Linked DNA regions of Homo sapiens: region 2 is linked to region 1. Evidence: read pairs that join two places in POLR2A ChIA-PET (ENCODE). Cell type or tissue: MCF 10A. All regions are shown on one strand. Links, peaks and the distances in the headings refer to the core of each region. The heading gives the core; the rest is flanking DNA.

What was found. ChIA-PET counts read pairs that join two places held together with the same protein. Peaks named below come from ENCODE experiments on the same cell type or tissue, not always from the same donor. Only the 100,000 strongest peaks of a DNase experiment are listed, where the experiment ranks them.
Region 2: POLR2A ChIA-PET joins it to region 1 with 5 read pairs; 3 of 35 experiments call an interaction of 5 or more read pairs at or near these places.

What each region holds. Positions count from the first base shown.
Region 1 is chr3:66,630,150-66,641,190 of GRCh38, reverse strand. It overlaps the pseudogene RPL21P41. Among named protein-coding and RNA genes, the nearest start is that of LRIG1, 130 kb to the right of the region's middle. In MCF 10A, for the core only: no CTCF peak of the experiment used is centred there; no DNase peak of the experiment used is centred there.
Region 2 is chr3:66,697,603-66,708,643 of GRCh38, reverse strand. It overlaps LOC105377142 (a long non-coding RNA gene), which reads left to right. Exons shown (of 3, transcript XR_940935.3): 3 at 7,459-7,675. Among named protein-coding and RNA genes, the nearest start is that of LRIG1, 200 kb to the right of the region's middle. In MCF 10A, for the core only: no CTCF peak of the experiment used is centred there; a DNase peak (open chromatin) is centred at 4,923.

The DNA.
Region 1 (11,041 bases), core at 2,041-7,040:
CAGCAGTAAAAGTTGTGATAATAATCAGCAAGTGATTTTTCCACAATGGTGAGATTTTCCATCAGATTTCATTTGACCTTGCACACTGTGTTTGCAATGAATAATTAATGGTACCTATTACAGTAATGTTCCATTTAACTGGCATTGTCAGGGAATTAGATGCCCTAAATGAGTGAACTGGCCAGATACTAAGACTTACTTCCTGTAAGCGCTAAGAAAATATTTATTATAACTATTTCTTGTGCTTATTTTTCTAAAATGTATAGCAATATTTTGTGACTTATTGACATTCACTGAAACACTAACGTCTATTCATTCAACAAATGCTTAGTGGAAGGCTAATATGTGCCAAGAACTATGCCAGGTATGAGCACTATAATGGTGATTGAAAGAGACAGAGACCCTGTCCTTATTAAACCTGTGTTCTGGTGAAGAAGAGAGATAATTAAACAAGGAATCCCACTGAACTAAGTGCTAGGATAAGAGAAGTAGAGACTATTATGAGCTACATTGAACTGAATGGCAAAACAGTTGAATTCAAAGTTGTTTGAGTTCTCCAAAACGGTTTGCCTCTCCACTAAATAACCTCTGATTGCCGTGTCTTGCATCCTTGTGATTGATCTTGGTAATTTGTGGATTATTTCTTTTAAATTCAGCTATATTCTTGCTGCTTGCTATGTGTATGATGCTGCTCCTACTATTTTTCGGCTACACAATAAAGTACATAAAGTGATTAAACTAAAATTGGTAAATACATGACGTATTAGTTACCCACTGCTGCATTAACAAATTACCTCCAAAACTTATCAGCTTAAAACAATGCATAATTATTTTTGCACAGTTTCTGTGCATCAGGAATCCACAGAAATCCAGCGCACTTTGTTGGAAGCTCTACCTTAGGGTCTTTGGTCTCTGACATGGCTGTGTGCAATGAAGTGCTAGAGTCTCGCCTGAAGGCAGGATACCATTCCTCAAGGGCTGTTGGGTGGAGAGCTTCAGTTCTTTGCTGGCTGTTGCCTGGAGGCCACTCTCAGTTCCTTGTTACATGAGCCTCTTCAGCATGGCAGCTTTCTTCATCAAAGCCAGCAGAAAGAACATCTGCAGCAAGATGGAAGTCACAATCTTTTGTAACCTAACCACAGAAGTGACATTCCATCACCTTTGCCACATTTTTTTATTCCAAGCAAGTCATTATGGCCCGCCCCCATGGAGATGAATACTAGGAAGGAGATCACTGTGAACCATTGCAGAGGCTGCTTACTCCACACACCAAGCATGTATCATTGTCTTTCTTCTAGAGGCTGTAGCAAACATCACTAAACAATCATGGCACTCTTTCCCATTAAGCCCAGAAAGGGCATCAAAATCTTACCTAGCAGAGGACCCCAAGAGGTCTGTTACTGATCAGTTGGTGATATAAAACCAATTTGCCTTCTTTTATTTAAACAGTAACAATTCCAAATCATTGCCATAGGGAAAACATTTAGGTAAGGAATCTGGACAGAAACAGAGGACTCTAGTTGAAAACAGAACTACAGCATGGTACAACTATATCCATCATTTTCCAAGTCAATGGGAGCAAAGCAAAGTCTGCAGCAGAAATCAATTGATAAAGACAAATATTTTACAGTAAAGGCCATGAATCAGGAAATGCACATCACAGAATACAAGAGAAACCAGATCATATTATGGTTGAAGATATGCAAGAAGAATCCAGTCCTGACCAGGACAGAGATTATTCCCTTGGCTACACTGAACAAGAGTCATCAATGTTTTACTCAATGAAAAATACTGGAGATGGATATCAGACACCATGGACTGTCTTTTTGTTTCTGTTTTATCTCTGTCTCAGATTGGGGGATTTCCTGATATATATATATATATACTTCTTCTATATGTATGTGTGTGTTCTTCAATGTAAAGTTTATTTCTAAGTATTTTTTACTTAGTACTTAATGGGTAATTCACTAATATTTTGTGGGGAGATAATTTGAGGCTCTGTAATTATCTTATTCCTCATTAGAGTTCTAGCCCTTGTTGATGATTCTCACCTGAATCTGTTATTTCTTTGATAGTTGCTGCCAAGATTTTTAAGAGTGACTTTGGCATGAATGGTTTAAAGGAATAATTTCCAGATTATCAGCTCCTCTTTAGGTACTCCTAAAACTGCTATGTCTGAGAGCATGACTGCGACATGCGAGTTCTCCTTCCAAGGCCTCAAGGGGCCTGAGCACCTCCTTCAGGACATGCAGAGACACAACATTAAAGATGATGATCCTTCGGTTGTGTGGTAGGCTTCAGCGGGTCCTCTGCCACTTCCCCTTTCACAACTACCTTTTCCCCTTTTACAAAAGAAACGCCCACCTCTAACTCATCCTGAATCTCGTTGTGGTGTATTGCCCCAGGAAAAAGAAAAAAAAAAAAAAAAACAGGTCTCCCAACAAAGGAGTGATTCAAAATCTAGCTGTTTCAGTGTTGAGAAAGTGAAACATTCTAATGATTGGGTTACAAATCCTTTTGTAAGTCAACCGGTTTTCAATTCTTTGCTTTCAACAAAATTGAATGAGGATCTGATGGAGTTGTCAGCTGGTAGAGCATTAAAAATATTTTTGATGATAGATCACCACATAATTTTTGGCAAATAATTTGAAAGAATTGAGTGATGTTGCTATAATAAATCTCTTTCCATTCCCATCTACTAATGTGGACAAAATTTTTCAGTCCTTACAGCTATGATTAAAAGCAAAGAAAAGAAATAAAATTGATGCTGAACCCTGTCTCTTTTGGAAAGTAAAACATATTTAGAAGTTAATGGGAAGGGAGGGAAAAGCCCCATCCATCTCATTTAAGATATGCAATTACAGCCTGGCGTTGGTGGCTCACACCTATAATCCCAGCACTGTAGGAGGCCAAGGGGGGGAGGATCACTTGAACCCAGGTGTTCAAGACCAGCCTGGGCAACATAGTGAGACCCCATGCCTATTAAAAAAAAAAAAAAAAGATATGCACTTCCAATAAAGTTTTATTATAGTCTAGTTTCACAATTATCTACAAATAATACATTTGTTGTTTTCAGCAAATTAGTACAAATAATAGTTGTAATGGTAACAGAGAAGAAATTTTTAACATCTAGAATAGCAAACTCACAGAAAATATTAAAAATTTAAATATTAACTTTATAATATCTTGATTCAGGCAAGTGTGACAGTGACCAATAAGAAACCTTTCAAGCATTAAAATATACTATAGTAAAGTCTGTGCAGGAAGTAGAATGGAAACAGGAAAAGGACTGACATATCAAATCCCTAGGATATTTAATTTCCACTAGTTGAAGCTAAAAGAGTTAATCAAACCATTTTCATTTTACAGCATCAAAGTTTGCTAGAAATTATCCAGCTTTTATACAACTTGTTAACCTTATGATGAAATATTTTAGTTCTCAACTTTAAAATATGTAAGGAGTAAATAATTTTTCAAAAACATTTTAAGGGCAATGAACAACATTTGAAGAACATTGCTTTAAAAAGATACCTTTTTTTTTTTTTTTTTTGCTTTAAAAATTTCTTTGGGGGACGGGACACCACACTCTACTGAAAAAAAGAGACACATTTTTTACAGTCCAGAGGTCTTTTATTTTAACACCTATCGTGCCATCAATTCATAGGGACTAGGTGCCAGCAGCTCAGGCTCCTTCCCAATGGTTTTTACAAAGCATGCTTCTCTAGGTGGAGCAGGCAGGCACAGTTGAACCCAGGTACTTTCTCTTTGGCTTCTCTCTTTTTCTTGGCAAGAATCTTCCCCTTAACTTGTTTATTTACAACAATGCCAACAGCATTCTGGGTAACATTGTAGACTCTTCCGGTTTTGCCATGGTAACACTTATGGGGCATTCCTTTTTGAACAGTACCCATTCCTTTGGTGTCTACAATATCATCTTTCTTATAGATTCACATCTATGTGGCCAAAGGAACAATTCCATGTTCTCTAAAAGGCCTGGAGAACATATATCAGTGCCTCTTCTCTTTCTCTTTGTGTTCATCATTTTGGCGAATTACTGGAAGATGGTGGTTCCAGCCAAAAGGAAGGCTTTTTTTTTGAGACACAGTCTCACTCTGTCACCCAGGCTGGAGTGCAGTGGCATGATCTTGGCCTACTGCAACCTCCACCTCTCGGGTTCAAGCGATTCTTGTGCCTCCGCCTCCCGAGCAGCTGTGATTACAGGCACTTGCCACCATGCCCAGCTAATTTTTGTATTTTTAGTAGAAACGGGGTTTCTCCATGTTGGCCAGGCTGGTCTCCAACTCCTGACCTCAAGTGATCTGCCTGCCTTGGCCTCCCAAAGTGCTGTGATTACAGGCGTGAGCCACTGTGCCTGGCAGATACTTTTCTTTTGTATGCATTACTTCACAGAATTTCTGTGGGTACCTTCTGTTTTCTACAGCAGACCTTTGCTTGCCATCCAGGGTCTCCTCTGCCCTATCCTCAGTGTCACTTCATCCCCCAAGGCGAAGACCAGCCTTGCCCACTGGCAGTAAAGGAATCAGGATCATCTTCATAAATTATCAAGGTAAAGATCGTCCTTTGGGTATCATATTTATTACACTTAGATTCCTAGAACACATGGCCCCTCTCTGATGATAGTCAAGATCTCACGTCCAAAGAGGGAAAATATGCCCTAGTGGCAAGTCCCCTTCACCATAATTCTGTTTGAATGAGGGCCATCTGGTTAGGGATATGCACACCTTATCGAGGCCCAGTAGATTCTGGGTAAAGCAAGAATAAATAGACTCAGCATGAAGAGGAAAGTCAGCAGTGATTTCTGAATTCCACAAGCCTTAGTAAAATGCAGATTCCTTACTACTCAGCCTTAAAAAGGAACAAAATAATGGCATTCACAGCAACCTGGATGGAATTGGAGACCATTATTCTAACTGAAGTAACTCAGGAATGAAAAACCAAACATCATGTGTTCTCACTCATAAGTGGGAGCTAAGATATGAGGATGCAAAGGCATAAGAATGATACAATGGACTTTGGGGACTCAGGGGAAAGGGTAGGATGGGGTGAGGGATGAAAGACTACATGTTGGGTACAGTGTACACGGCCTGGGTTGTGAGTGCAACAAAATCTCACAAATCACCACTAAAGAACTTATCCATGTAACCAAACACCACCTGTTCCACAAAAACCAATTGAAATAAAAAAATTTTTTAAATGCAGATTCCTATACCTTGACAACAAGGTATTCTGACTTGGTGGGTGTTGGGTAAGGCCCAGGAAGAGGTGCTTTTAATGAACACCCAAAGCACAACCCCTGCCAGATGATTTTGTTGGGATTTGTCCATGTACCATACATTTAGCTGATCTTTGACCATGATTTAGCCTTTAAAAATGCATTTCTTTCTATTTCTCTCTGGTATTTAGTATTCTGAAAAGTTAAAAAAGAGTCAGTAAATTGGCTCATGGTTAAGCGAGCTGTTATTATATCAAATGACTCTAAATACTATACTTAAATATTACTTTTAGTTGGAAGCATAATCAACCACCTAGAAGATATCAATTATTATTTAAGTTTGATTGAATTTTAAAGTACTTAAGCTCCAAAGAAGAATGTGGATAGGGAAAATAGGTTTATAGGAAAAGAGATTTAATAATAAACATTTTAACTGATGCTTTCTCATTAAAAATAAGTATTATGTGATAGTGAAACTGGAAAGTTTCCCTTGTCCCCCTCACACGGCATGTGATGGGGGTGTGGCTTGCTTCTTCAATGCCCCTCCTGCTCAAACCTCTAGGGGAGCATACAGATGGGCAGGCTGTGGGTCTCCGACCCCTCGGCAGTGTCTAGGGGTGAATGTTTATAGCTGAAGCCCCAGGGCGTGTGTTACAGGGAGCTCTTGTAGTTTAGCTGTCCATAGGCAGTTTGTGTTAGTTAGCTCAATTAGACCCCTGCCTTATCACAAGGACAGAGGGCTTTCTGTATCCCAGGGTTCTTGTCTTGGTGTACCAGAAGAATCGGATCACACATGGGCTTGGAGAATGAGTGCAAGGTTTTATTGAGTGGAGGTAGCTCTCACCAGATCGGGGAGCCAGAAGGGAGATGGTTTTCCCCTGGAGTCAGGCCACTCAGCAGTCTGGGCTCTCCTCTAACTGCCCTGGCCAAACTTTGCCTCCTTCCACCCGTTGATGACCTGCTGGCGTGCCCGTGTGCTCCTACGCTGGTGTGTTCCTCTCAACATCCAGCCAACCCCCATCCCTGTTCCTCCACTCTTCTGATCCTCTCAACGTCCAGCCACCTGTGTATCTGCCTGCTAGGGTCTCAGGGTTTCTATAGGCCCAGGATGGGGGCATGGCAGGCCAGGGTGGTCTTGAGAAATGAAACATTTGAGCAGGGAAACAAAAATGCCTGTCTTCACCTAGATCCATGGGCATAGGCTTGCGGGTGTAGCCCTAGCCAGGGACCATGTCCTCCTCTACCCAGCACTTCTCTGTCCCCCTTCTGTATCAATAGCAATGTAATAATATTGAAGAAAGTCTATGGTAAAATAGGCATGAGGCTAGGACTGTGGATCTATATCAGTCCCACAGAATTAATTTGGCCATACCTGTAAACAATAATGTAAAATTTTATATTTTTAGCCAATAATTCTACTTCTATAAATCTAGTTAAAAGAAAGGCAAAACTACCAAATCTGTCCACTGTAGAACTGTGCATTAGTTAATTATAGAGTGATAACACCAAAAAATAGAAAACAACTCATATGGGGGATTGAATAAATTTCCTGGAGTAAATTTCTGGAATATTATATAGTTCTTTAAAATGTTATTGTTGAAAAAAATTAATGTTATGAGATAATGTTCAGGATATAATGCTAAATAGGTCTCAAATGTATCGGAAAAAAAGAAGAAATGAATGAAGGAAGAGAGGGAGGGAGAAAAGGAGGGAGGGGAAGGGAGAGGGAAGGAGAGAGGAAGAAAATCTAAAATACGTATAGGTAAGACAAAATACCCGGTGAAATTAAGGGTAATTTTTATTTTCTTATTTATATTTTCTTTAGTTTTTAAATTCTTTGCAATGCGTTCATCAATTTTATAATCCAAAACAGTATTGCTTTAAAAAACACATTAAGTAGATATTCCAACTTCTGAACTGCTGATTCTAAGGAAAAACAGATTTCACAGTCCACTGGCAGCGTATTTGTGCAAAGCCCCATAGAACTAGTGCATTCCCTTATTCCCCAAGTCCATGGACAGCAGCCCGACCTGCAGGCTAATACATATTTCTCTCTCTCTCTCTCTCTCTCTCTCTGTCTGTCTCTCTCTCTCTCTGGCTCTCTCTCTTTCTGTCTCACACACTCACACACACACATAGACACACACACACAATCAGAGGATATTCTAGCATCTCCCTTGAGAGCCTACTTCCTTTCCTTTGTCCTGAATAATTTAAATGGAGCTGAAGGAGGCTATTCTTTTCCATGAGCTTGATATTAAAGGGTGGAGAGAACTCTGCAATGAGTTACTTTCATTTATCAGTATTGTCATGATTAAGTGTCCCCTCTTACATTATTCATTCATTCAACAAATAGTGTTGAGTGCCTGTTAGACACTCAGCTAGTCACTCTGATGGAGACAAAGATTTAGTCAGTCTGTCATCTGTTTAGTCAGTAAATAGTATTTCCTATAGTATTTACCCTCTTTGTGACAGACACTGTGAGAGACACTGCAAATCAAGAGCTGTGATGGCACCACTGCACTACAGTTTGGGTGACAGAGCAAGACCCTGTCTCAAAAAAAAAAAAAAAAAAAAAAAGACACTGCAAATACAGTAGGAAACTAGATAGATAACGTTCCTGCCTTCAAGGAACTCACGGTCTAGTAAGAGAGAGAGAGCCAAACAGATAAATAAAAATAATTACAGCTTGTAGTATGTGTCATGCAGGGATACACAGGTGTCAGAACAGAAACTAGCACCAGTACCTAAATAGGTAAGGGGGTCAGGGAATGCCTCTCTAGGTTGGGGAGTTGGGGTGTGACTAGGAGGACAAGAAAAAACCATCCTGAGAGAGCTGAGTTCAGGCGGAGACAGACCGCAAGCTCAAAGCTGAAGCAGGAAAGGATGCGAATGGCTCTGGGAATGGGAAGATGCTCTGTGTGGTGGCATTCGGAGGTTCTCAGGAGGGGTGGGCAGCTTCTTTTGCCAGGATAGTGACTTTGACTGGATTCAACACAGAGTTTGAGTCCAAGTTTGTATCTTAATGAGCAGAATAGTAAATAGGTATAATTATGATATAAATCAGGAGAGAGCAAACTTTTTCTGTAACAATCCAGATAAATAATACATTTGGCTTTGCAGGCCTGAGGGTCTCCATTGCAATGCTCAACTCTGCCATTGGAAGGAGAAGGCAGCCATAGATGATGTGTGAAAGAATGGGTGTCGGCTGGGCACAGTGACTCACGCCTGTAATCTTAGCACTTTGGGAGACCGAGGCAGGTATCGCTTGAGTCCAGGAGTTCATGACCAACCTAGGCAACATGGTGAAACCTGCCTCTACTAAAAATACAAAAGATTAGCTGGAAGTGGTGGTGCACATCTGTAGCCCCAGCTACTTGAGCGGCTGATGTGGGAGGATCGCCTGAGCCCAGGAAGTCAAGGCTGCAGTGGACAGAGATTGCACCACTACACTCCAGTCTGGGCATCGGAGTGAGACCCTATCTATCTATAAATAAATGAATAAATAAATAAATAAATAAAAGTTGTCTTCATCTACAGAGACAGGCAATGGATCAGATTTGGCCACGGGCCATAGTTCACCAGCCCCTTATATAAAGGATAAAGAAAAGTCTTCAGGAGTGGCTGGGCGTGGTGGCTTACACCTGTAGTCCCAGCACTTTGGGAGCCCAAGGCAGGCGGATCACCTGAGGCCAGGAGTTCGAGACCAGCCTGGCCAACATGGTGAAACCCCATCTCTACTTAAAAAAAAAAAAAAAAAATTAGCCAGGTGTGGTGGCAGGCGCCTGCAGTCCCAACTACACGGGAGGCTGAGGCAGGAGAATCGCTGGAACCTGGGAAGTGGAGGCTGCAGTGAGTCGAGATTGTGCCATTGCACTCCAGCCTGGGCAACAATACTGAAACTCCGTCTCAAAAAAAAATTCTTCAGGAGTGTATGGGAAAGCAGACAGGGAGAAGATGACTTCCTGGGGTGAAAGCTGAGTTGAGTCTTGAAAAATGAGGAGACTTCAAAAACAAAATAATGGGGGAAAGGGAAATCCAAGGAGAGGGGACAGTAGGAGCTAGCCCCAGAGGCAGAAATGGCCAGTGACCATAGAGGAGTCTGAGAGGTGGTGGGAAATACATTTGCAAGTGTAGTTGTTTTATTCCTCAGCTATTTTGAGGGCTTATGAAGTAGCAGGCACTGTGCTAGACCACTAGGGACAAGGATAAGGGAGGAATAAGGAGCAATCCCTGAATTCTAGGACAGTAGAGACTGGAGGGGGTGACAGATACATGAACAGGACTTCACACAATCAACTCGGTAAGAGAAAGTCAGGGAAGGCTTCCCAGCAAAGGTAAATTTAGAAATTAACTTTTTCCTTCATTATAAATGCTTCATTTAATATTTAATTGAACAGAGAAATATATTCATATGCTACAAAATTTAACAGGCACAAAATGGTTTACAGTAAAGTTTCCCTCTCTTAAAGTGTATCCCTCAGGCCTACTCAATACTCCCTCCCCAGAGATAACCAATGTCACCGAGTTGTTCTGGATTCTTCTGGAGACAGTCTATGCAGATCCAAGCAGATGAGTATGTTTTCTAATTATTACTCAGATGATCAGAGCTGAACTTTAAGAATGAATTTTCCAGAGAAGGGAATATGGAGAATGAAAAGAATAGAATAGCAGTTGAGGCAAAGGGAAAGATGTCGTAAAGATGGGAAGTGGGGAGGGCAGGAGATGGCACAATATGTGTGTTGGGGAGCATATGACAAGCTGTCCTGTGTTGCTGAGACACTAAGCATGAAGCAGAGGCCAGGCACAGTGGATCATGCCTGTAATCTCAGCACTTTTGGAGGCCAAGGCAGGAGGATTTGAGCCTAGGAATTCAAGACCCCTGGGCAACATAACAAGACCCCATCTCTACAAAATATTTTAAAACTTAGCCAGATATAGTGGCATATACCTGTGGCCTCAGCCACTCAGGAGGCTGAGATGAGAGTATCGCTTGAGCCCAGGAGTTTGAGGTTGCAGTGAGCCATGATCATGCCACTACACTGTAGCCTGAGCGACAGAGCAAGACCTTGTCTCAAAAAAAAAAAAAAAAGAAAAGAAAAGAAAAAGAAAAATGTAAGACAGAAAGGTATGAGGGGCCAGGTCATGGCAGGACTTGATGTTGTGGAACACAGATTTAACCTAGTTGGCAGCCAGAATTGAACAGACTTTTATAAGCACAAGAGTAACAGGCTAACTGATATTTTAGGATGATCATTTTAACAGTTTATAGAGGGCAAAAAAGTTGAGCTTCTTTCATTCAGTCAGTGGGAACCAATGAAAGTTTTTAAATTGGGGAAGGGTGATATCAGAGGTGTGGCTTAGCCAAATGAATCTATCAGCATTGTCGGCAGTGTGCTGTTCTTAATACCACGCCATGTTAGATGAAGAATGACTGAAATAAACCCAAATAAGTGACAGTCCACCCATCAACCCTCAGCAGAAATGTAGGTCTTTTGTCTGCTTTTTAATTTTAAGGGAGAAATCTATATTAGCTCTCTATTGCTGCACAACAACTTATCCCAAAACTTAGTGGCTTAAAACAACACACATTTATTAGGTCAGTTTCTGTGGGTCAGGACTCTGGGCACAGCTTAGCTGGGTCCTCTGCTCCATGGTCTCTCACAGGCTATAATCAAGATGTCAGTCAGGACTGGGGTTTCACCTGAAGGCTCCACTGGGGAAGGATCTTCTTCTGTACTCACTCACATGACAGTTGGTAGGATCCAGTTCATTGAGGCCCTCAGTTCCTTGTTGGCTATTGGCCCA
Region 2 (11,041 bases), core at 2,880-7,879, 67 kb before region 1:
GAGGTATAGACAGGGACCACACCCCTATTCACCTCCATCTCCACCATGACATTGACATTCTGGTCTCTTACGTGGAGATGGGAAAATAGAATGAAGTCTCTCAAATATTGGGTCTTTCTAGATACGCTCTTGCACCAACATTCAGGCTTGTGGTAAACTGGGTTGTTCTCTGAGAAAATGTGTATGGGAGACAGAAATAAAAATAAAGAGGAAAGAGTTTGTCTAGGGAGAATCACATTAAGGTGGTCAAATAGAGATCGCATGTGCCTGCTGTTGAAAAAGAGCATTCTTATGTATCCATTGAGCTCACGAAGACATAATCCCAGCTCTTTTTTTGGGTCCAGTCACTGATTTGGGCAAATATTCTTGAAAGATAAATCAGAAACATGCAACCTTCCCCCAAAACAAACACTTATGAAGCTAAATACAGCTCTATGGTAAGAATAGTAGAGAAAGTAGATTTAACAACATAAATCCTTAGTTCAAATTCCAGCTACATCTTTTCCTAGCTGTGCAACTTTAGGCAAGTTACTACACGTCTCTACGTTTCAATGTCACCATCCATAAAGTGGAAGTGATAATAGTCCTTGTGTCTTACGTTTCTTGTGAGAATCAAATATGGGATTTATGTGAATTGTACAGCACTCACACATGCCACGAATAAAAATTGTAGTTTTGGATAGCTAAAAACCATTTTACCCATGTATATGAACAGATCTGATTTTTCTAGACCAGTAAGTGTTAAATTGGTTTTATGGTGGTTTTTTTTTTTTCGTTTGTTTTTTGAGACGGAGTCTTGTTCTGTCACCCAGGCTGGAGTGCAGTGACGTGATCTCGGCTCACTGCAAGCTCCGCCTCCCAGGTTCAAGCGATTCTCCTGCCTCAGCCTCGAGAGTAGCTGGGATTACAGGCGCATGCCACCACGCCCAGCTAATTTTGTATTTTTAGTAGAGACAGGGTTTCACCATGTTGGCCAGGCTGGTCTCGAACTCCTGACCTCATGATCCACCCATCTCGGCCTCCCAAAGTGCTGGTATTATAGGCGTGAGCCACTGCTCCTGGTCTTCTTTTGATTTTTTTTTTTTTTTTTTTTGCAGAGATGTCTTTATGAGAAAAATATCAAAATAGCCTTTTGAATATTGTGAGCCTTACAAAAATGTCTATGAGTTCTTCACAAATGGTGGCTTGTGACCCAAAAGGTCTATTCAAGCTATTCTCAGAAATAATATGGAAATTAAGGTAATTTAGCTTTGATGATCTAATCTCTTACCAGGTTTGCATCTCAGACACACCTTGTATTTTGTTATATGTTAAGCCTGTGTTAAAGAAAAAAAATTCAATCCCCCAAATTAGTTCTTCCAGGTGTTTCTAAAAAATAGTTTCCATATGACAGCAGCTCTTGTCAATATCCTGCTGAAAAATGAAACATTAAAAAAAGAAACTTAATACAGCTCTGACTTTGTCTAGGGACTCCTTCAGTTTCCTGTCTCCAGTGATATCATTTTAAACATTTGCTTTCTTCAAATGGCTTATGTGTGCTCTATAACTCTATTTGTGATGTGTCTTGGCGTGTTGCTGTGGAAATACTAAATAATTCCACATGCGTATGTGTTTGCCTCTCCACGTATATTCTGGGATTTACTTGAGACCTGTGATTGTGTCTCCTTCTCCTCTTCTTAATTCTCTCTTCCTTACTCTTTCTTCCCTAGGACTGCCTCAAGACAGTGTCCAACAAACAAGTACTCAATCACTCTTGACTGATTGATTGGTTTTCTAATTTTTTTAAAAAAATTACTTGGATGTATTGACTAGTATGCACCATGCATAGAATGAAGTGCTTTATATGTGTTCCTTCTGGGGTCTTCACAACAGCCCTACGAGTATTATCTCTGCTTTCCAGTTATGTGAACTGAGGCTTAGGGAGAAAAGTCGCCTTTCCGAAGATCACAGCCGATGACTGTGTGGCAGGTCTGGGAGTCAGAGCTAGGCTGTCTGACTCCAGGCTCATGTGCACTGCCTGTAGTAGCACTCTTTTGCCATCCTTTTAACTAGCTACTTCTCTAAAGTCACTACTTTGAAGATTTAGAAAGGAAAGAGTGTCCTTTGGGCTAGTGAACCTGATGTCTCTGACAAAGGATGCTAGATATGATGCTCATTGTAAAGTCTACTGAATTCCTCCCTGATCTTCATTTCTAGAAGGTTCATGTTTCCATCCTGATAGGCTTTGATTGTGTCCCCACCTGAATCTCATCTTGAATTGTAGTTCCCATTTTCCCCTTGTGTCATGGGGGGGACCCAGCTGGAGGTAATTGAATCATGGGGGCAGTTACCCCCATGCTGCTGTTCTCCTGATAGTAAGTTCTCATGAGATTGAAGGTTTTATAAGGGGCTTTTCCCACTTTGGCTTGGCACGTCTCTTGCCCGCCGCCATGTAAGATATGCCTTTGCTCCTCCTTCGCCTTCTGCCATGATTTGTGTGGCCTCCCCATCCACGTGGAACTGTGAGTCCATTAAACCTTTTTTTTTGTTTATAAATTACCCAGTCTCCACTATTTCTTCACAGCAGTATGAAAACAGACTAATACACATCCCCCTTAAAACAGCGCAGATGCCTCCTCATTGCATCGAGGCTGGTTGGTGTATGCAGCAATGTATTAACTATTCCCGCATCCTCTACCTACTTGCTGCTCAAAGCGCAGTCCTTGGACTAGGAATGTTAATATCACCTGAGATATTAGAAATGTAGACTCCGAGGTCCTGCCTCAGACTTAATGAATCATAATCTACATTTTAACAATATCCCTAGGTGGTTTGCGTGCATGTTAAAGTTTGAGAAGCACCTCCCTACTTGTCAGTTGTCACATACAGTGAAACTTCTCTCTTCCACCACTACGGGCAAAAAAGTAAGATGGGTCAGCAGATCCTGATTCAAGTGACTCTAAGCAACGTGATTACATCAGTCCAGGGGGTAGTGTTGATTTTTCCGTGAACACATAACCACTGCCATCAGATGTTCCAGGCTCCTGTCTCAACAGCAATTTTTCAAGTTAGTTGAAAATTCTCTACATAAGGAGCCAAGTGTTCGAATTAAAATACAAAACCTTGTCTACCAGTAGGTTTTTAGTTCATTGTGCTTCCCAGAGCATCACCCTAATGTCCCCCTTTACCAGATCCAAGCTTCAGCTGCTCAATTCATATGATATTTTAATCTAGCCTAATGCCAAAACATAATAACTTTGTTAAAGGAGAGGTGAGTTTAGGATTACAGTCCCTTTTAAGATCTGGACTAAGAAATGTTTATACCACCAGTCTCCAGTGTATGCCAAATCGTGTTGTTGCTGTGGGCAGTACAGTAGAATGGCCTCATTATTTCTCTGTCTAGCCTCTTTAGAGCTATAAAGCCCAACCATGCTTTGTACTTGTAGTGGTTTGAATGCAATGTTATTTTGCAAAATAGAACTAATGATTATTCTGCAAGGGCTTAACATGTTTGCATCACAATTTAGACCCTGCTTCTTTTCAATAAATATATTTAAATTTATTGTTTTTTCCCGTGCTTGTATTCAAGTACTTACCGAGTAGTCTGGCAGGTACAAAACAAGTCAGACATGAATAACTGCTCTCAAGGAGAATATATTCTGGCTGGGAGAACAAGGCTGTACACAGGAAAAAATTGAAGGGAGTATAAATTCATCTGTGGAATTGACCAAATGGTGTTGTGTTCATGGACATGAGAGAGTATGAGCTTCATCTGTGAAGGCCTCATAGCAGAGGAAAGACTTGAAGAATGGATAGGCAAAAAGTGAAGAAGAGGTTATTCCAGAAGGAAAATAATCTTAGCAAAGGGATATGTGCCAGTAAGCCTGGAACCTTCTTTACTACAGCCTTGTCTGCAGCTAACATTAATTGACTAACATATCCACGGCTGTGTGTTTCTTCAGCTAAAACTGACTAGATTCAAAGATGCATTTAAGCCGGGTGTGGTGGCTCCTGCCTGTAATCCCAGCACTTTGGGAGGCTGAGGTGGGAGGATCACTTGAGGCCAGCAGTTTGAGACCAGCCTGGCTGATATGGTGAAACCCCCTCTCTACTAAAAATACAAAACTTAGCTGGGCGTGGTGGTGTGCACCTGTAATCCCAGCTACTTGGGAGGCTGAGGCAGGAGGATTGCTTAAACCCAGGGGGTAGAAGTTGTAGTGAGCTGAGATGTTGACACCTCACTCCAGCCTGGGCAACAGAGCTAGACTCTGTCTTAAAAAAAAGCAACAAAGAAAGATGCATTTAGTCAACACATTTTTCTAGAGCTTAAACAAAGTTTACAATTATAAAATATTACAATTATAAATAATTATATATAATATACATTATATATCAATATTAATCTACATCAATAATATATTGGTTAATATTAATATAATGATTCTTCTATATAATTAATTTTACATTAATATAGTAGTAAGGTAATTATGTTACTACAGTAACAATATATAATTGTAAGATATAAATATATACTTATATGATCTAATTGTATATATAATAAATTACACAATAATTTGTAATTCACATTTTTAGGCCTCTCCATATGTCATGGCTGAGTGCTTTACATGTGATATAACAACTTTATAGGGGTATTTTGGTCTCCACTTTACTAATAAGAAAACAGACTTAGTTTAGGAACTTAACCACACAGTAAGTGGCATTGCCTGTATGTGAATTCAAAGTTTGAATGCAAAACCCACATTCTTAACATTATGCCATACTGCCAGATATTCTGTATACTATATAGCATTTTGAATATTGTTTACTCAGGCACAATACAGCATTAAGATGTTAAGACAGGGAAAATAACCCCTTGAAGCAATTTCTGATCTTTATGAGAAGAGAAAGCCTGATGTATAGAGCTGAAACTATTGAGCAACATTGTGTGGCAACAATCTCTTTCTCAAGTCCTGAGAGTACATTAAGAAAGCATGGAGGCAAGGTTAGTTTGGGTAAGACTTCTTAGAATTAATAATTTGGAGAAGATTAGCAGATCTACTATTCTAGGCCAGGCCAAAGTTCCAATTTAATTATTTACATGCTTGTGTGGTTATATATTGTTCAAATATGACTTCCCAACATGGCCAAAATTTCGAGACACGAATTGAGAAAGATTTGGGTCATTTTAGAAATAGCAACCACTGAGTTTCTGACCTGATTTCCTGGGTGTGTGTTTAAATGCCTTTCACTCACTTATTTTCGGAGCTCATGGGAGGCAGTTTATGAAAACTGATTAAAAGAATGAAAAGTCACATGCTCAAACCTGGGTTTGAGAGCTTATCCTGCCACAAATGGTCATGAGAGTTAGCTTTTCCCTTAAACTCTAGGCCAGTGCGCTCAGTGCAGCCCTGGCCGGAAGCATGGGCATAGCCTCAGAACCTGTTAGAGATGCAGAATCTCAGGTCCCACCCCAGAGAGGCTGAATCTGAATCCCTGGGGTAGGGCCAGTGATCTGCATTTTCACAAGCTCACCAGACTCAAGGAACTCTGTGCTAGGCCTCACCTTCCTCATCTCTAAAAAGGAGGTCATATAGCATAGTACCTTCTTCACGGGAGCATTGTAAAGATTAAGTAAGATAATGCACATAAAACGCTTAGCGCAGTGTCTAAAACAAGAGTGATTAATATTATCTTCCATGGCTTCTTTTCTTTTTCTTTTTTTCTTTCTTTTTTTTTTTTTTTTTGAGATAAGCACTCTCTTTGTTACCCAGGCTAGAGTACAGGTGGCACAATCTCAGCTCACTGCAGGCTCTACCTCCTGGGCCCAAGTGATCCTCCCACCTTGGCCTCCCCAGTAGCTGGGACTACAGATGTACACCACGATGCCTGGCTCGTTTATGTTTATTTTTTGTAGAGATGGGGTCTCACTATGTTGCCCAGGCTGGTCTCAAACTCCTGGGCTCAAACGATCCACCTGCCTCAGCCTCCCAAAGTGCTAGGATTACAGGCATGAGATACCACATCCAGCCATCTTCCATGGCTTTATTTTATTTATTTATTTTTTTATTAAGAAGGGATAAGAAACCACAACCCTAAGCAGATAAGTCTGTCTGCCTTAGGTTCCAGCAGAAATCAATTCTTACAGCAAGTGATTAAGACTTGTCTGACCTCTGCCTTGTGTTACTAAGAAAACCTGAACTGTATAAACAGGTTTCTGTTGTGGTCTTTCTTGGGCTCCTGTTTGAAAACCAAGGAGGTCTGTGGCTGAGTTTTTACGGTCAGTCCAGAGGCTCCATGGAGCAGCTCTAATGGATGTGTGTGTCAGATTGCAAAAACACCCAGACTGGAGCATTTAAAGTCCTATTTAGAAAACCGTCTCCAGGTTTCACATTTGAGAACATAAACACTTGTGAAGTGCAATGCTTCTTCCAGGGAGACATGGAACTGGCTCAGCTCCCTGTGAGGTGCCCATTATATATCACTGGCTGAGCAGAGTCCTCGTAAGACCCAGCTTGACCCAGTGTGCTGACTTTCAAACCATCTGAACCCATTCTAGCATCTCTGTAGCTTTTGCTTAGTGTTTACGTATGAATTTGGAGCATCTATCCCGCTTAGAACCTTCATGCTTTTCACTTGCTCTTTCCCCCTTGGACAGAAGTCAGCAAACTTTTCTGCAAAGACCCAGACAGTACGCTCTGGAGGCCATAGGATCTCTGCCAAAACTATTCAACTCTGCAGTTGTAGATCAAAAGCAGCCATAGATGATATGTAAATGAATGGGTGCAGCCGTGTCCCAATAAAACTTTACTTACAAAAAACAGGTGGCAGGCCAGATTTGGTCCACTGAGCCCGGACTTAGAATCTCAAAACATCTAATAAAAGGGACCCAGATGACTAGGCAGCAGAATAATTTGGTGTCCATGGGTAAAGTTCCAGCTTAGAAGTAGTTACTGGCCTGAACTTAGACATGCCTTGGGTCATGGAAAGTAAACAACGCTAATTGTCCCTTAAGACCAGCTGGACCAAGATCTATTCTGAAGCTGTTTTGCTTCCACCTGGTGGGAAACATCTTCTCTTGGCTTAAAACTTTTAATGAAGATATTGCCTCAGAGTTTGAGAACAACCAAAGTGAGTTCCATATCTGGAATAAGGAAGTTTTCCTCTAAATGATAAGGTAGAAAGGGAGATGCTGCTTAGATATCAATGAGTAGGATGCAGGCTCAGACCTAAAGCACAGGCGTAGAGACGGGGGCCTGTGTCTTCCTTTCCTGAAACAGCTCAGGATACATGAATCCTGGTGCTTAGAAATGACAAAACTGGCCCATCTGCAAAGAGGTAACCCAGAGGTTGTGAATGTCGTAGATTATTCTGTATCCATGTCCTAGGAATTCTGAAGAATGATAAGCATCTCTATATAAGACAGAAGCAGAAGAAACCAGTTGACAAACGTTCTAACCTGGGTTATTCTTTCCTTTGCAGGGTTTTTGCAGTGCCAGGTGTGGATTGAGATTCAGCCTTGTAAGACTTACTCACTGAAAACTGGAATTTGCTTAGTTCCAAGGTAACCTTTTGTAACAGATGTCATTGGCTACCTATCCAATAGTCATTCCACTTCCCTTTGTTTTTCCTTGGAGGAGAACAAGATTTTCTTCATTATACACAATAAAATTGGGATGTCCGTGTGTAATTAAGAAAACATTGCTTGGTTTAATTCAATTATGATTATCTCATTATACATACCAGTGATTGTTTTATAGATAAATATGTAACCCAGAGCTGCCCAAAGAGAAATAAATTCTTCTGGAGATTTCTGGAAAAGGTAAACGTTCCCTTAAAAAGAGGCATTGGGGAAATGTGTCATCTTGCGAACATTGTTGATGTAGAGGTTGCAACTATGGTGGCCACCTTGCAACCCTGGGAAAGCCAAGCTATAGATGACGAGACAGAATTAACCCTCAGCTGCCTTACCTTGAGGCTTCTTGTTATGGACAGAGTAAAAATGTTCCTTATTGTCTCAACTAACTGGTTAGTTAGTTTCTGTTTCTTGCAACCAAAATAAATCCGCAGTCTTACACATTCCTGTTTGGTCTCTACCGGACCAGTTCAGCTGTGAAGTTCTGCTTCTACCAGTTCTCAAATTTTCTGCTTTCACTATTCCCACCTTGTTTAACCACCTGGTAGAGGCCTGGGAATTGTACTTTGTTATGTTTTGTCCATCAATAGTAGCCCCTGAGGTTGAGGTCTTACCGGATAGGATCTCACCAGGAAGCCTCTGCACGGTGAAGACTTACTACTCACAGACTGAAGTGATTTCAGTTTGTTACTTTTGTTATTAGAAGGGTTGGTGATAATAACGCTGTTTCTTTTTCATTCATCCAGTACAATTGTCCTTCTCTAACAAAGCTTGTAGGCTAGTGGATATAGTCAAGTAAACTACTACATACAACATAATGATGAGCCATAGTGGGAACGGGGGCTGTGGCAGTTCAGAGGGAGGCCCTGTTTTTGACCTCCACAACAGTCTCGCATATCCTATTTCTTCCAAACTTGCAATACCTCCTTCTCTGGAAATCCCAGACTCTCACTTTCTGGCCTCCATTGCAGCTAGGACATGAACATATAAGCCCCTTCTGGCCAGAGAGATGTATGAGAAAATCTTTGAAACACTTCTGGGAAGGATTTTTCTTGAGGAGTAATATCAACACAAGTTATTTTACTTTTTTCCTAATCTTGGTTGTTTTGTCAGAGGCCATAATTTGGAACTACAGCAGCCATTTTGTGACCATGAGGCAAAAGTCAAGAGAACTGCAGAAAAGTTGAATCCAAGTCTTGATATTGTTATATCACAGAATTAATCCTAGCTCTGTGTCTCTCCATATTTCTTGTCATGTTTTAATACCATTTTAATCAGTATCTGTTACTTACAACTAATAGAATGCTAAGTGGTACAAAGGATTCTAACCTGAACTGAGAGAGTCAAAGAATGCTTCCCGGAGGAGGTGACTCATGAACTAAAGCATAAAAGATAGTACACATTATGCAATGGAAGCAGAAGTGATAAAGGAGGGTGCAAAGACTTGGAGGAGAGAATGTGGCAAATTTAAGAACTCAAAATAGGTAACTATCACTGGAGCACAGAAAATTGCATATGTACCAGCAAGAGAGAAGGCCAAAGAAGCCCATGGGAGGAATGGGGTGGTGGGGGCAAATCATACATGTCTTTGTAAGTCCTGTTTAGAAAATTTACCCATTTTCTTAAGAACATTAGGAATATTGTTAAAGCCTTTTTCATTCTCCAGGTCAAAAGTAATCACTGCTTTTACACACCCAGATTGCATTGCTGATAGTTTGCTGTTATTTCAGCTTATTAGGGATTACAGTTTGTCATTCAACTATCTGTTTCCTCCAGTAGACTGGAAGATCTTGGGGGTCAGACTATGTCTGATCTTATTTATTTTATTTTATTTTATTTTTATTTTATTTTGTTTTGAGATGAGGTCTCACTCTGTGACTCAGGCTTAAGTGCAATGGCATGATCTTGGCTCACTGCAATCTCCGCCTCCCAGGTTCAAGCGATTCTCCTGCCTCAGTCTCCTGAGTAGCTGGGATTACAGGCATGCGCCACCATGCCCAGCTAATCCTGGCCTTAGGTGATCCACCCACTTCTGCATCCCAAAGTGCTTGGATTACAGGCATAAGCCACTGCTCCCAGACATCTTATCTCATTTAGATCAACCATCTCCAACATATCTTAATCAAGGTTTGTTGAATTGAATTACCCATCCCATTACAGTATACAAAACCTGAACCATTTAATGTGTTTTACCTTCATGGATCATTTTTAATACCACATGAAGCCTGGAGAGGTAAAGAGAGGGGTCCAAGCTTCATGCAGCTTGTTAAGACAGAACCATAAGGATTAAAAATAGGTTTTAAGTCTCTTGGTCCGAAAATGCTTTCTGCTACATCATACAGTTTCATCCCACAGCAGGTATTTCCATCACTAAAATGTGTGTACTTTTGTTCATTAGCAGTGAGGTGCCAATGAGATTTAAAAAAATTTTTTTCATGTAGACATTTCCAGAAGCTTCTGTTTGTAGTGGTGGAAACATCCACTCACATTTTCTTTTCTTGGGGAGAATCTGATTGGCCCTTTGGAGTTAGCAGATGTAAGGCAAGTAAAGCCTCTTTGTAATGGCTTAAGACTAGCATTCCCCCATGTCTCCTGTTCTGTAAAGCTCCTAGAATACTAATGGAGTAGGGGATAAATTTCTGTAGGAACTGTATTAGGGCAACTACCTACCTGCCATAGCAGATAAATCTGAACATCTCAGTGGCTCAAGTCAATTGTTCTATTTCTCACTCACATAAAAATTAATGTTCAGGAGGACAGCATCAGAGATCCAAGCTCTATCTTGGATCCACCATGCCCTGTGGCTTTTGCCAGATCCTCTCAGTCTCGTAGACTCAAAGAAAAGAATTTTCACCATGGACATCACTTCTGCCCACATTACCTTGAGTAGGACTGTCACAGAGACATTTCTCTGCATGTGAGGATGGGAAAGGTAGTCAGTCCACCTTGGGTGCAGAAAGTTAGCGAAATGGTTTTGGTAGACAAGTAGTCATCTCTGACTTAAGGATCAATGGGAATCTTGGGAAAAAGCAGTGATACCTCTTACCTTCTGAGGTTCTGCTTTATATAGTATTTCTGATAGACTAGGATGGATCAGATGAGGCCAGGGAGCACAGGAGAAATTTCACCATAACTTGCTCGTTGATTCACCTCAAAGCAGGATTATGTTTTCCACGGAGGGGTAGGTTAGTTCTGAACATGATATGTGGCTGCAAGTTAGCAATCCCTCCTTATCCAAACATTGTCTTGGAGTAAGAATGTGTGAGTGCCCACATATTAAAAGAGCTGTATATTAAAGAATTACATATATTATTGGGAGCCCATACCCCAATATGAAGTGACCTATCCTTCATTCAATCCTTCAGCAAAGCCTACTAAGTACCTACCATGTGCCCAGAACATTCTAGGTGCTGGGGATACTGTTGTTCC